2 separate regions of the Homo sapiens genome follow, and region 1 is linked to region 2. Evidence: chromatin contacts called from ENCODE Hi-C data. All regions are on one chromosome and are shown on one strand. Each heading gives the region's core, a stretch centred on a gene start or an enhancer-like site at or near the end of the contact. The rest is flanking DNA. Distances are from core to core; before and after follow the strand shown. Region 1 holds the start of LINC02697 (long intergenic non-protein coding RNA 2697). Region 2 holds the start of IGSF9B (immunoglobulin superfamily member 9B).

What was found. A loop is a pair of places that touch in the nucleus more often than their neighbours do.
Region 1: a loop to region 2 is called in a map of chondrocyte, with 6 times the contacts of the local background. The contact joins the promoter of LINC02697 here to the promoter of IGSF9B in region 2. A Hi-C loop is called at or near these places in 1 of 168 maps with a recorded cell type or tissue (chondrocyte).

What each region holds. Positions count from the first base shown.
Region 1 is chr11:134,947,368-134,954,794 of GRCh38, forward strand. It overlaps LINC02697 (long intergenic non-protein coding RNA 2697), which reads left to right and starts at 3,622. Exons shown (of 2, transcript NR_187396.1): 1 at 3,622-3,930. RefSeq lists enhancers at 1-439, 440-940, 1,493-2,692.
Region 2 is chr11:133,954,637-133,961,354 of GRCh38, forward strand. It overlaps IGSF9B (immunoglobulin superfamily member 9B), which reads right to left and starts at 2,332. Exons shown (of 20, transcript NM_001277285.4): 1 at 2,055-2,332. The coding sequence starts at 2,118. RefSeq lists a silencer at 2,161-2,510.

The DNA of each region.
Region 1 (7,427 bases), core at 2,372-4,871, 990 kb after region 2:
ATAGTCATTATGCAAAATATGTGATTCACAGATAAACAAAAGGAAAAATGCAAATTAACTATAATCCCACCATTCAGAAAAATTTATTTTTAATACCTTGAGATGATCAGCATGCCTTTAAGTTTCCCAGAATTAAATGTCTGTGGCCAAATCCTTTGGAGAAATCTACATGTGAAACTGGCTGCAGATCTTCCTCATTCCAAAACTCACTTGAACACAGAATCTTCATGTAGTAGTTTTTAATAAAACGTGTATTCTGTGAGACGGGTTTTGAGAAATCCTAGTGTAATCCCTGCTTGTTCCTGGCAGCTGCCCCCAGTGCCGTCTCTGTCAGGCTGGTGGCCTGTCTGTCCCTGCGGAGGAGAGAACAGGACCTTGCACTGCTGTGACCGCCAGTTCCCAGGCCCCGTGGGATGAGCCGTGTCCTCACGGCAAGCCTGCCCTGCCTGACCTCTGGGTCTGTCTCGTGGCTATTGTCTCTTTATTTTTCAGCTACCTCTTGTCTTCATAACATGAATGTCCTTGCCAGCATATGGGCACAGTTTGATTAGGGGAGAATTATCACCCGTTTAATGCAATATACAACCAGTGTGAGATGCAGAGACACCGAGTCTTGTGTAAATTATCTTACAAATCTGAGGCCAGGCACGGTGGTTCAAGCCTGTAATCCCAGCACTTTGGGAGGCTGAGGCGGGAGGATCACCCGAGGTCAGGAGTTGGAGACCAGCCCAGCCAATATGGTGAAACCCCGTCTCTACTAAAAATACAAAGATTAGCTGGGCATGGTGGCAGGCACCTGTAATCCTAGCTACTCAGGAGGCTGAGGCAGGAGAATCATTTGAACCTGGGAGGTGGAGGTTGTATTGAGCTGAGATCGTGCCACTGCACTCCAGCCTGGGTGACAGAGTGAGTCTCTATCCCAAAAAAAAAAATTAAATAAATAAATAATAATTTTACAAATCTGAGATATGCGCCTGAAAGACACATCTTAGATTTCTCGCCAACTCATTGATCAAGTCACCTATCCACAGAATAACTGAGTCAGTCTGCTGTCTTCACCCAGGAAAGTGATCAGGTCTTTATAGCTCAAGGCTGGGTTTGCTTGTAGGAAATCCCTGTGTGGGCTGCAAGATTCAAGATGCATTGGGGATTTCTCCCTCAAAAATATCTTCTCCATGGATGCCCCAGGGAGCTCTCATGGAAGCTATCAGAGTGGTCTTTGTCCAGGAGATGCAGTCATCCTCATGGAAGCTATCAGAGTGGTCTTTGGCCAAGAGATGCAGTCATCCTCATCGAAGCTATCAGAGTTGTCTTTGGCCAGGAGATGCAGTCATCCTCATGGAAGCTATCTGAGTGGTCTTTTGGCTGGGAGATGCAGTCATCCACAGATCTCTTCTTGTTTTAGCCACCTCTCTCTCCTCCATGGGCTCTCTAAGGAAAATACATGCATAGGCTAAACTGGCAAAGGAAAGCAAAGTAACGCTTTATTATTAATTGGGACTTTGGTTCCAAGCCTCCAAACAGAATTCCATTAAACTATGTTGGACTCAATAGGTAATTCTTCATGAGAATTTATGAGAATATGCATAAGGCAGCTCAGAGCTTAGAACCAAGTGCTGGGCAGTATATTCCTTTTTATGCACTCACAACCAGACCTTAAGCTTGACTCCATCAACCAGGCCAGAGAATTCCTACAATAGCAGGAGGAAATGGAGTCACAGCACAAGGGACCCTGTTTGTCTGCAGTGCTCAGCACAAAACCAGCCAAGCCTGGTTGCTGTATTAGGAAGAGAGAACTTTCCGAGAGAAAGCCTGTCTGGCCCTTGGCACTTCCCGCTGCAGTCACTGGAGAGGTAAGAGAGAAAAGGGGCCACTCTGTCATGTGTTTTCTCTGAAAACAAACCCAGGACACTATGACTAAGCATTGACCAAGAGCTTGGAATTTCCTGTCCTTGATGCCACAAGCAATCCCAAACTTGGCAATGTAAAATAGCAACTGTTTTGTAGTGCTCTTGGGTTCTGCAATCCAGGGATCTGAGAACAGCATTGTAGGGTGGTTTATCTCTGCTCCACACTGTCTGCATCCTCAGCTTGGAAGACCGGGAGGCTGGAGGCAGCTTGGCAGCTGGGGTCTGAACCCCCCTGCAGGCACACTTCTTCACATGGCAGTTGATGCTGGCTGCTGGCTGGGACCTCTGCTGGGCTGCCAGCCAGAATATCTGTTTGTGGCTTCTCCATGTGGCTGTTTGGGGTTCTTCAAATTTCTTCTAAGAGTGAACATCCCAAGAGAACCAGGCTGAAGCCATATCACCTTTCGCATGCTAGCCTTGGGAGTAAAATCATGTCCTTCTCATTGTACTCCATTAATCAGGGCAGTCGCAAAGATCCAGCCAGACTGAATGAGAGGGGACAGACATCATCATTCCACGGCTGGTACGTTAAGCTTACATTGTAAGAAAAGCATGTGGGATGTGCAGTGTTATTACTTGCCACCCAACTCACCCTCGATTAGTAATAAAGTGTCTATATGGGACACGTGGAAGCAAGGGGGAGAGAAATAAGAGTCCTAAGTTTCTCCCAGATACTGACTGATACTGGGAAACGTGCCTAAAACCCACTGCTGGAATCCTTCTCTGGATCAGAGCACGCAGCCTCAGAACAGTGAGTAATTAAGCTGTTATTGGCTGTTGGTGTCAATAGCCAATACTGACTACACACTTCATTGTCTATTGGTCATATTAGAAAGCAGACGGGACTGAAGATCTAGACGGATAAATTGTTCTTTGGTGAAGGGTTTTGGGACACGTTTCATCAATAGGTTCCTATCAGGCAAATGCTCCAGGAGGCTGGAGATGAAAACTGAACAAATAACTGAAAGAAAAGAATAAAGAAATGCCTTCTTTAAGCCTTGGCTCCTTCACAATTTGACCATGACCAGTCCTTCCCAGAAGTGAGAGTCAGCTGGGCAGGAGTTTTCCTCCATCAGTGGAGTCATTTTATCAACATCCAGCCTTAGAGCGCTTCTTTACGGAGGGAGAAACTCAAACACAAGGCAGGGGAGGTGACAAGTGTGTTCTCCAGGCCTGGGGTTTCAGGTGAGGGTGGAGGTGTGGGGCCAGGCAGGTGGTGGCTATCCCCTCTTCCCCATAAGGAAGATAACACGAACATGCAGGTTGATGCAGGGAGAGCAGAATTATGGGATGTTACATCTTACAGAAATATCAGTTATGTTTCTTTAATTGTCAGTGACAAAAAGATATTTTTTCTACAAATAAAAAAGGCCATATTTGGAATAATATGGAGCATCTTACAAAAGGAAAATTGTACCTGTACCTAATAAGCCATAGTAGCTCTGGGAACTGAATCTCGGGCACCAGGAACAGTCTCGCATGTCATTGTAATCTGGATTCATGAGCTCTGACTTTCCACAGTCTTTGAGTCACTGAGCACTAGGATCAACTTTCACAGAGGATCCAGATAATCAGCCAGCTTAAGTCACACTCCTACAGCTTGGCTAGGGTAGGGATTCCTCACCAACAGTCCCATAAGATCTTATCCAGTCAGGAGGGGCTGGCCCAATCTGAAGTGCAGCCGAGACCGGGAGCCACAGACCTGGAACCTGTGTACTCAAAGAGTTGTCCACATGCCAGCAGCACTGGCCCTTCCAGGAGCTGTTAGAAATGTAGAACCTCAGAGCCTACATTGAAGATATTGAATCGGAGTCTGCACATCGCTTCTGAGAAGCCATGAGCTAAGCTGATGCCATTCAGCTGGGTAGCATCGCAGTCACTGTGCAACTTTTAAACATACAGCTGCCCAGGCCCACTGCAGACCTGCTAAATTCAAGCTCCTTGTAGTGGGGCCAGGGCCCTGGGACTTCATACAAAACTCTGCAAGTCATCACTGATGAGAAAACCAAGACTCGATGAGGTAAAGCAACTTCCCCCACCACAAAACCTAGTCCTGTGTGAGGGAGCCAGGGGTATTTACATTTTCCTAATTTACATCCTTTTAAACTGCATTTTTCAGAGTCTCCTGAGCTCAGAGGAAGAAGCTGCATAACCAGCACACTTCCAGAGAGGACCGAGGAAGAGAGCGTTGCTTCAGCCAGGGTCTGATTAGTCATGCCTGGCAGGCTCTGCTGAGCTGGGTGCTCATGGGTTTTGCTTGCTGAGCTGAATTAATATATTAGTGGATTTCATGTTTGACTCGCTCTTTCTTTCTCACTGCGCAGGAGCTAAAGGAGTGGAGCTGGGGATGCCAATGTTTCTGTTTAGACAGCTGAAGGGGCCATGCGAGCCCACAGCGAGAGCTGCAGGAGCAGCTACTACAGGGAGTGGGCAGATTTTAGGGTGCGCAGATTTGTACTTGGTGTGGCTCGGTTGTACATTCAGGAATCTCTTTCCTTGTGATACGCAGAGCTGCACGTGGAAGATGTTAGGAACACAGCTGGGTGCAGTTTTGCTGGTTAGTTCTGAACAAACCTACAGACGTGAGATTTGAACTCTATAAGGGAAGAAAGCAAGGAGGAAGAAGGCACTGAGGCTGCCTGTCACCAGAAGGGTTCTGGGCAAAACGGGGTAGAGTGACTTGGGACAGTTCCTCCTAACGATAGCACAGGCAGTAGGGGTTGAGACACAGTGGGGTTGAGACTTGCTTAAATGTATAGTTATTCAGCCAGCCATTTTCATAGAATAATTGTGGGTTGCCCTGAGCTGCCGCGTTCACATGCTCTGCAGTGGAGTACTATATGCTAATGTGAGATGGGAGTACACCCAGATTTCACCCCCCTAGAACGTGGTTTTTTTTTTTTTAAAGTAAAACAATGCTATGGCCAGGTGTGGCCTGTTAGCTTTAAAAACAAATGGCCTCTGCTGAGGGACACTTGGGTTGTTTCCCTGTCTTGGCTACGGTGAGCAGTGCTGCAGTGGACATGGGAGGGCAGGCAGCTCTTCTACCCACTGACCTCCTTTCCTGTGGGTTTGTCCCCAGAAGTGGGACCTGCTGGATCATATCGAAGCTCTGGTTGTCATTTTCTGAGGAACCTTCAGGCTGTTTTCATCCTGGCTCTACTAATTTACATTCCCACCCTCAGTGAATAAGGGTTCACTCTTCACATCCTCACCAGCACAGGTTACCTTTTTTGACTTTTTCATAATTGCCATCCTAACAGGTGCGAGGTGATAACTGTTTGCGGCTTTAATTTGCATTTCCCTGATGATTAGTTGAGGACTTTTTCATATACCTGTTGCCCATTTGTATGTCTTCTTTGGAAAAATGTCTATTCAGGTCCTTTGCCCATTTTTAATCAGGTTATTACTCTTATTATTTTGCTACTGAGCTGTATGAGTTTCTTATTTATTTAAAATATTAACCCCCTTTCAGATATATGGTTTGAAAATGATGTCTTTTATTCCATAGGTTGGCAGATGAATGGATTAAGAATATGTGATACACACACACACACACACACAGGCACACGTACTAAAATATCTTTCAGCCTTAACAAGAAGAAAATCTTGCCATTTGCAATGACATAGATAAACCTAGAAGACATTATGTTAAATGAAATAAAGCAAGCACAGAAAATCACATACTACATGATCTCACTTATATGTAGAATCTAGAAAAGTTGGAATCATTGAAATAGAGTAGAATGAAAGCCACAAAGAGCTGGGGGTAGGAGAAACAGGGAGATGATGGTCAAAGGTCAAAGGACACAAACTTGCAGGTATAAGATGAGTCAGTTCTGGAGACCTAGTGTACAGCATGGGGACTCCAGTTAATAATGTGTTTGACACGTGGAACTTGGAAAGAGTCGATCTCAAGTATTTTCACTACACACACACACACACACACAAGTACCTGTGAGGTGAAGGATATGTTAATTTGCTTGATTGTGGTAATCATTTCACAATGTATGTCTATATAAAACATCATGCTTCACACTTTAAATACGTAGAGTTGTAAATGTCAATTTTACCTCAATGAAATGGCAGGTCCTTTCCTTGACCTGCCACCTGACCTGCTACAGTTCAGAGGTTTGAGGCAGGGTAGAGTCACCACCAGAGTGGAGATGGAGGCAGTGTTTAAATAACACACAATTATGTTGGGAAGTCAAAGGGGACACCAGGCTCTCTAAGGAAAAGCTTGGCCTCTTCAGGACATTCTAGGAGGACAGCACATAATCCACACCCCACACCACGCCTTTCCCTGGGTGATGTCATTCCTGAATCCACACCCCACACCATGCCTTTCCCTGGGTGATGTCATTCCTGAATCCACACCCCACACCATGCCTTTCCCTGGGTGATGTCATTCCTGAATCCACACCCCACACCATGCCTTTCCCTGGGTGATGTCATTCCTGAATCCACATCCCACACCATGACTTTCCCTGGGTGATGTCATTCCCGCTGTGGCATCTGGATCATCCACCTGCCAACACTGCCCAGAGCCTCACCTCCAGACCAGACCCACCCTCTTCAGATGGCCCACCCTGTAGACCCTCTCAAAGAGCTCACAGGCACCCCCAGAGAAGGTGTCCCAAATTCCTCCTTCTCTCACCAGCCTGTTCTCACTGAAGTCTTGGTTATCTTAGTAAATGGCACCACTACCCAACCAGTTGCTTGAGTCCATAAATGTGGGACTTGCCATTCACACCACCCGTTGTCTTATCACTCAGTTTAAACACATCTCTCAGCCTTGACCATTTCACTTTCAAAGTATACCTTGAATCTCTCCTTACCTCTTTGTGTTTATGGCCACCATCTGACTCTAAGCCACAGACACCTCTCATCCAGATGTGGCTACAGCCAGTGTCAGCCTGCCAGATACACACCCTGCTCACTTTCCTGCTTCCCTCCAGTCTATTCCACTTGCACACACATATACACTCACACACACTCATTCACATGCACACTACCACACACACACACACACAGCACTGCATACACTCATACTCACTTCCATACCCATGACCACACACTCACACACTCATGCACATACAGTCACATACAAACATGTGATCTTTAAGAACGTATGTTATATAACATTGTTTCTGCTTACGCTTCATCAGTAGCACCCTGTGGCATTTTGTATTTAATTCAAACTTCTTCACTTGTTCCAGAAGCTCCTGAGAGCCATGGCCCCTGCCGGCCTCCCAGGTTCCCCTGATACCACACCCTGCACTGCCCAGTCCCTCCACACTGACCCCCTTTAGCTGCTCAAAGTCTTCCTCTGCCGTGTAGTTTCCACACAGGCCCTCCCCTGCTGGGGTGCTCTCCCTGCCAGTCCTGGCCTGGCTACTCCTCCCGTAGACCCCCTGATGGAAGGAGGCTCCTTGGACCCAGGCACTGCTTCTGTGCTGGTCTCCATGGGGCCTCAGTAGTGGACAGTGTGTCCATTGTCCACTGAGTGAGTGAGCG
Region 2 (6,718 bases), core at 1,082-3,581:
CTATTGAAGCAAGTGACATTTAGAGAGGTTGAGAATTTGTCCAAGGTCACAGGGTCGGCAGGTGACACAGCCAGAATCTGAATCCCAGTCATATGGCTCTAGACCTAGGTCCTTAACTACCACACACAGAGCAATTGAGGCTAAGAAAGACCCCAAGACCAGCAAGGTCACCCTCTGCTTCCAGACAGGGGTACATGTCCAGCCATTCCAGACAGAAGGACCCCTCTGCACCCTGAAAGAGGGCATAACCTTCATGCCAGGCAGCCTTCAATTTTGGGAAGCCCTTCCTTCTATCTTGCGATTCTGCGTGTTGCTGCAGTATAAACTCACATTCCTTTATTCTGGGCTGAAACTTGCAAAGAAGTCCATTGCCCACCCTGACTTAGGTTCGGAGGCTATTTCAGAGCCTTCCTTCAGCGTCTCTTTTCTATTCAAAGATCCCAGCTCATCCTTTTGTGCTTTCAGGGACAGTCCCATAGCAGGAACATACCAAAAACGGGAGGGGAGGAGGATGCGGGCATTGGAAGACGGCAAGGAAATGGGGGAGAGGATGAGGCTACAGGCAGACTGTCAAGCGCAGCCCGATGCACCTCACATCCACCCCCCGTTCCGTAAGCTTCCGCCATCACCCTTGCCTCAGTGTTCCCACCTGACAAATGAAGAGTTTTAAAACCGTCCGGACCAACATGTCAGTTAACAAAATCACCCTTCGCTTCGCCCTCTGCTCGTTCTGTTTTCAGACACCACCACCCCCCTCAGAAGCAGAGGCGACATATTCATTCCATTCCGGAAAGTTTCCTGAAGCACGCCCCCCTGCACAGACGAGTGACGAGGGGACCCCGTGAGAGGCGCCTCCAGCCCACCCGGCGCCCCATGCCGCTGGGAGAGGGTTCTCTGTCGGCGAGTCCTGCCTGCTGACTCCCACCCACAGCGGGTTCTCTCCCGCCGCCATCTCCTCCGGCTTGGTGAACTTGCCCGCAGCCGGGTCGTGTCTGCGCGCTGACAGCCCTGAGCTCACAGTCCTGGCACCCTCCAGGCTCCGCTCCCACTTCCATACAAGGGCCGAGAGCCGGGGGTGCCACCCAGAGGCTTGTAGGTCGCTCTGCCCATCTCCAAAGCAAAAGCCCGCGCGCTCACGCACGCATCACCCAACTCGGTGGCTCCCCCCTTGCGTCTCCCCCAGCTCAGACCCAGGAAAGCGGAAAGAGAAAATCCCCCCTCCGCTCGGATTCACAGCGTGGGGACCCCCCCTTCCCCGCCCCTCCCCTCCCCCGCCGCCGCCCCCAGCCAGCTCTGCCTCGCAGCCTGGGGAGGGCGGCGTGGGGCCCGCGCGGCTGCGGCGCGCTCCCGGGGAACTTTTGCCTGGCCGGGGCCCAGGTGCGGCTGAGAGGCGCGGGGGCCGGCGGGGTCCAGCCAAAAGCGGACACACCTCGAAGCTGGCCTCATCAATCCTCCTCTCACCGGGCGCCCCTGCTAGGGGGATCCGACCTCCAGCTGCCAAGATGTGTGGGCAGGAGGGGCGCGAGCGGAGCGATGGACGCCCGCAGGGCCGCGCGAACCCGGGGCCTTAGACGCGGGTGCCGCCAGTCCCAGGGATCCTCCGGGTCGCGCCTCCCTGCAGGCGCTCCTCGCGGCGCGGGGCTCTAGCGTGCTGCAGCCTGCCCGGAGACCGCAAACTCCCGCAGCCAGAGTTTCCCGCAGCTCTGGGAGGCGGCCGCCGGGCAGGAGGCGACGGGCTAGGCGCGCCGGTGTGCACCGTGGGGCCCGTGGTGGGCGAAGTCGACCCAGGTTCCACTGCGTCCTTTCCCCGAGTGCCCGGCAGCCCGTGGGCTCTGGCCCCTTCCCGCCCGCCCCTCCAGCCCACGGCCCCCAGGCCCTCCCCGGCAATGCTCCCGGGCCGCCTGGCCCGCGTCGGAGCCCAAGCCTCACCCGCGGGAAGGCGCGCCGGGGAGCTGGGGAACCGGGGGGCCAAGGAGCCGGGAAACCGAGGGGCCGGGCGCGAGGGGCCGAGGGCGCCGGGAGGGGCAGGGGAGGGACGCCGCACTTCAACTCACCTTCAGCCGCAAGCCCTCGGGTGCCGATCACACTTGCTATGAAAGTGGCCACATACCAAATCATAGTACTACCGCGCCAGCCCGGAGCCTCATCCTATCGCAAAGTGCTCCCGCGCCCGCACGCGCCTCGCGCCCGAGCGCCCGCCTCGCGCCCGCCTCGCGCCGCCTACGCCCCGCGCCGGTGCTCCTGCAGCCCGGGTGGCCAGCTCTCCATCCCTCCTAGGCTCCGCTCGGCTCGGCGCGCGCCTCCCCGGCCCCGGCGCAGCGGCACCTGCACTACTCGCCCGGGCGGAGCGCAGCCAGGTCCACGGTGAAGCCTAGCCGGGCCGGGCCTCCGGAACCGCCCCCGCCGCCCGCCTATTGGGCGCCGCCCGCAAGCCGGGGGTCCGATTGGCTCAGCCTTCCGCCCGTCGCGGCGCGAAGGAGGCGAGCCCATTTCAAGGTGCGTTGAAGTGTGGCGAGCACAGAGCCGCAGAATCATGCGCATTGCCGGGGAGAAGGTGGTATAGCGTCTCTGCCCGCTTCTCTCTCGGCTCACACTGCGTGGCAAGTTTCTGGTGAGGGAAATGGTAGCTTCTAACGGGACCCTGGCGGGTCTCAATTACCCCGGACAGGTCTGAGGGAAGTGGAGCCCCCGCCCACTCATGGAACCCAACATCCGGTTTCCATCCGGCAAAAAGCAGTTCCCGAGAGGACCATGCTGATTCTATGATGGGGAAACCCAGGAGCCGGCGGCCCGGGAGAGCCGGGGAACGTCCTTCGCCGGAGATCTTTTCAAAGAGGTCACGCGCCGCCTCCCCACCCCGTCTCCCTCCGCACCCAGACACGTCCCCAGAGCAGCGCACCACCCCCTCCAAACGTGATGCAGACCGGGGGATGACTAAAATGACCTCTCAAAGTCGCTAAGATTTAGAGTGAGTCATTGGCTCAGCTGCGAAGTGCCACAGACCCCTCAGGAACACTCGTGCACACACACTCCACCCCCAGTGCTGGTCACTGCTGCTCATCATTACTGAATCCCGACTCCAAGCAGTCAAAGTTGGGTCTTTTTCCCACTTCTCCTGATAAAGGCTGCTTCCTCACGCACATGGTTCCTCCCCTCTCCACCTTACTCGGAGCCCAGCCCCGACTCGGCCGCATGAAACCAAGATGGGTTTGGGGGAAGCTTTAGGAGTCTGGGATGGAGGAGACCCAGGGAAAGGGAAGGAGCTTCTCATCCTACAGAGGAATGTAAATAGGAAACTGGAAGGTCTTCGTATGTTCCAGTCTCCCTACCCTAGCCTGTCTGCTTCCCCTCCCCCAATACAGTTGTATTTGCAGAAGAAATAAATGAGTGTCATGGAAACATCTACTACAAACAATCACCTCACACCAGCGCTCAGAGGCTGCAGTGAAGATGTTTGTTCTTTCAAGGAGTGAAGGCAGTGGTAAGAATCACACCGCTCCCTGGGATGGGCTGTTGGCCAAGGAAGGAAGGCAGAGGGTCAGCGAGCGAGAGCTCAGGAATTTCATCCTCTCAAAGCACTCGTTAGCCACAAAGCCCTGGCTCCAGGACATGAAGCTCCCAAAACAACAAGAAGGAGACTTGCTTCTGGGAAAGCGTGCACACAGGTACACACACATGCACAAAAAGTGGCCTTGAACACCGGAGGTGGAGCATTCCCTGACACCGGAAGCCTCTTAGCTCACCGCCAGCTGGGAGGCAGAAAGAGGCCCCCAACAGAGCAGTCAGTGAGCACATGGATAAAGGTCGAGGGCCTGGATAGATCCAGAGAACCAGGACTGTTGAATAACCTTCTACCCTACCCACCCCTCCACCTGTGCAAACACACTCAAGATGCATAACTTGGGGCCATCTCTCCCTGAGCCATGATTTTGGTTCTCTTCTTGGGCAAAGATGCCTTTCTGGGGACAATGAAGTGAGCTGCTCCAGGTCTCATTGATGCAGTGATCTCCAGGTCTCATTGATGCAGTGATTTCCAGGTGGCATGACCCAGAATAACTCCACCCCCAACACACACACACACATATACATACACACACACTTACACACTTTCCCAGGGCCCCGGGACTGTAAAGACATATTGGAATCCATTTGCAGAATTGGTCATAACAGGATCCTTCTCCTCCCACAACCTCTAAGCAGCTAACTGTGGCCTAGAGAAAAGTGCCGGATCCACAAAGCCTGGCCCTAGTTCCTCACCATTGTTAGGTATGGAGTGGGAAACATCAGGTCTCAGAGAAACCCTCTCCTAGGGGCCTGCAGGGCAAGGAAAAAGATGGAGCCACTCTCACCACCCATCTTGATTGCTTTGTCTGGCCATCCATTTGTCCTACTCAGGGTTCTGCCTCCTGCTAGGAAAGTAGAACTGTCTGTCAGAATGGATGGCGGGCATGGAGGCTCATGCCAGTAGTCTCAGCTCCTCAGGAGGCTGAAGCAGGAGTATTGCCTGAGCACAGGAGTTCTAGGCTCAGTGATCATGCCACTGCACTCCAGCCTGGGTGACAGAATGAGACCCTGTTAAAAAACAAACAAAAACAACAACAAAAGTGTCTGTCAAATTGGAAAGAAAAAAACACGTAACAAGCTTTAGAACATGAGTTGGGTTGGGAAGGGGTTCGAAGGATCTATCTAAAGAGGAGAACAAATTTCTTCTGGATAATTCTACTGGAAACAGAGTGGAACAAGGGATGAAGGCAGAGAGGAAGGGGAAGAAAATTAAGATACAAAGGGAAAAGTTCGTCATCATCATCATCATTAGACATGTCTCAACTGGGTTTCAGATCAGCTAAAGAGAGATATACTGTATCAGCTTACAGTGAGGAGTGAGTCTGATCAAATCTTTTCCTCTTGGCGTATGGCTGAGCTTTGGACCCAGAAAGGATGGTTGCCCCTTCCTAGAATAGACACATCCAGTTGAGTGTTCAAGGGGAGCATGGACCCCAGATGTCCAAAAGGGACATGAGGGAGGAACATGAGCCACTTCCCTGCGCAGCTCCTAGGTGTACCTGAATGTCATCGATGTCACTAATAAATGCAGTAATATATCCAGGAATGCTATGTATATCAGATACGGGAGTGTCTGTCATCTTCTTTTAAGAGGTACTGACTTTTTGGAAATACAAAACAATAGTCTTATCAGTGTGTCTATGAAAAAAAACCAAATGTAGCCACCTACCTGCACATCCCAGAGGCCTTTGGAGGACATGTGAGAAAGGGGGCTGACAGGAGCTTCAAGTGTAGGAGAAGAGGAAACTATCCTCCTTCCCTCCTCATAGTCATCGAACAAGGAGGACTCAAAAACAATAGTTCACTTGTCTGTCACTTCTCACCTTCCTCAGTGGTTCCAGCCCTCATTGCAGAATCTAGGGTAGAACAATTGTTGGGACAGCTGCTTGTGAAAAGGAGAGGCAGTTCTAAATAAAAGCAGTTTACTCAACACAAACACCAAAGAGCGTGTTTAGTGTTTACATAAATAGGGAACTGTATCAGTTGTCTTACCGTGTAAAAACCCAGCCCAAAATATCATGGCTTAAAGCAAGAAGGCTCATTCATTTGCTCTTGAATCCGCAATTTGGACACTGGCTGGTGAGGACAGCTCTTCTCTACTTCATGTGGCATCAGCTCCACTGGGGTGTGGACCTTTCTCCTTTCAGGATGGCTTACTCACGTGGCTAGCAGGTTGACGCTGGCTGTTAGCCTGGGCTGCCAGCAAAGGGCTGTGATTCTTCCTCAAGTGGGCCTCTCTGCAGGCTGCCTGGGCTTCCTCAAAGCATGGTGGTTCCAAAAGCTGGCATCCCAGTAGAACCAGGTGAAAGGCATATGACCCTTCATATCCCAGCCTTGGAAGACACCTAGCATCACTTCCATCAGGGTCAAAAACCTGCCCCAATTCAAAGGGAGAGGACACAGTTCCCCACCTCTCAATAGAACAGTGGCCCTGTCACTTTTTTTTTTTTTTAGACGGAATCTTACTCTGTCACCCAGGCTGGAGTGCAGTAGCGCAATCTCAGCTCACTGCAACCTCCGCCTCCCAGGTTCAAGTGATTCTTCTGCCTCAGCCTCCCAAGTAGCTGGGCCTACAGGCACATGCCACCACATCCGGCTAATTTTTGTATTTTTAGTAGAGACAGGGTTTCACCATATTGGCTAGGCTGGTCTCGAACTCCTGACCTGGTGATCCACCCACCTTGGCCTCCCAAAGTGCTAGGATTACAGGCGTGAGCCACCGCACCCGGCCCCTGTCACATTTTAAGAAGAACTTACGGGATGGGAGAGAGTGTTGCAGCCATTTCTGGATGATACAATTTGCAATGAAAACAGTCTTCAAAATTGAAGGAAAAAAATGACTGCTAGAAGAAATATCTAGAAAGAAAGGTATATATTAGAGTTCTCCAGAAAAAATAGAACTAATAGGATTGATATAGACATCAATATTGATACCAATATACATATAGAGATATAACGGGAGGTATTATAGAAATTAGCACATGCAATTCTGGAGCCTGAGAAGTCCAATGCTATGCCATCTGAATGCTGAAGAACCAGAGAAGCTGGTGGTATAATTCAGTCTGTGTCTAAAGACCTGAGAACCTAGAGTTCTGATGTCCAAGGGACAGGAGAAGCTACCCCAGCTCCAGAAGAGAGCAATTTGCCCACCCTC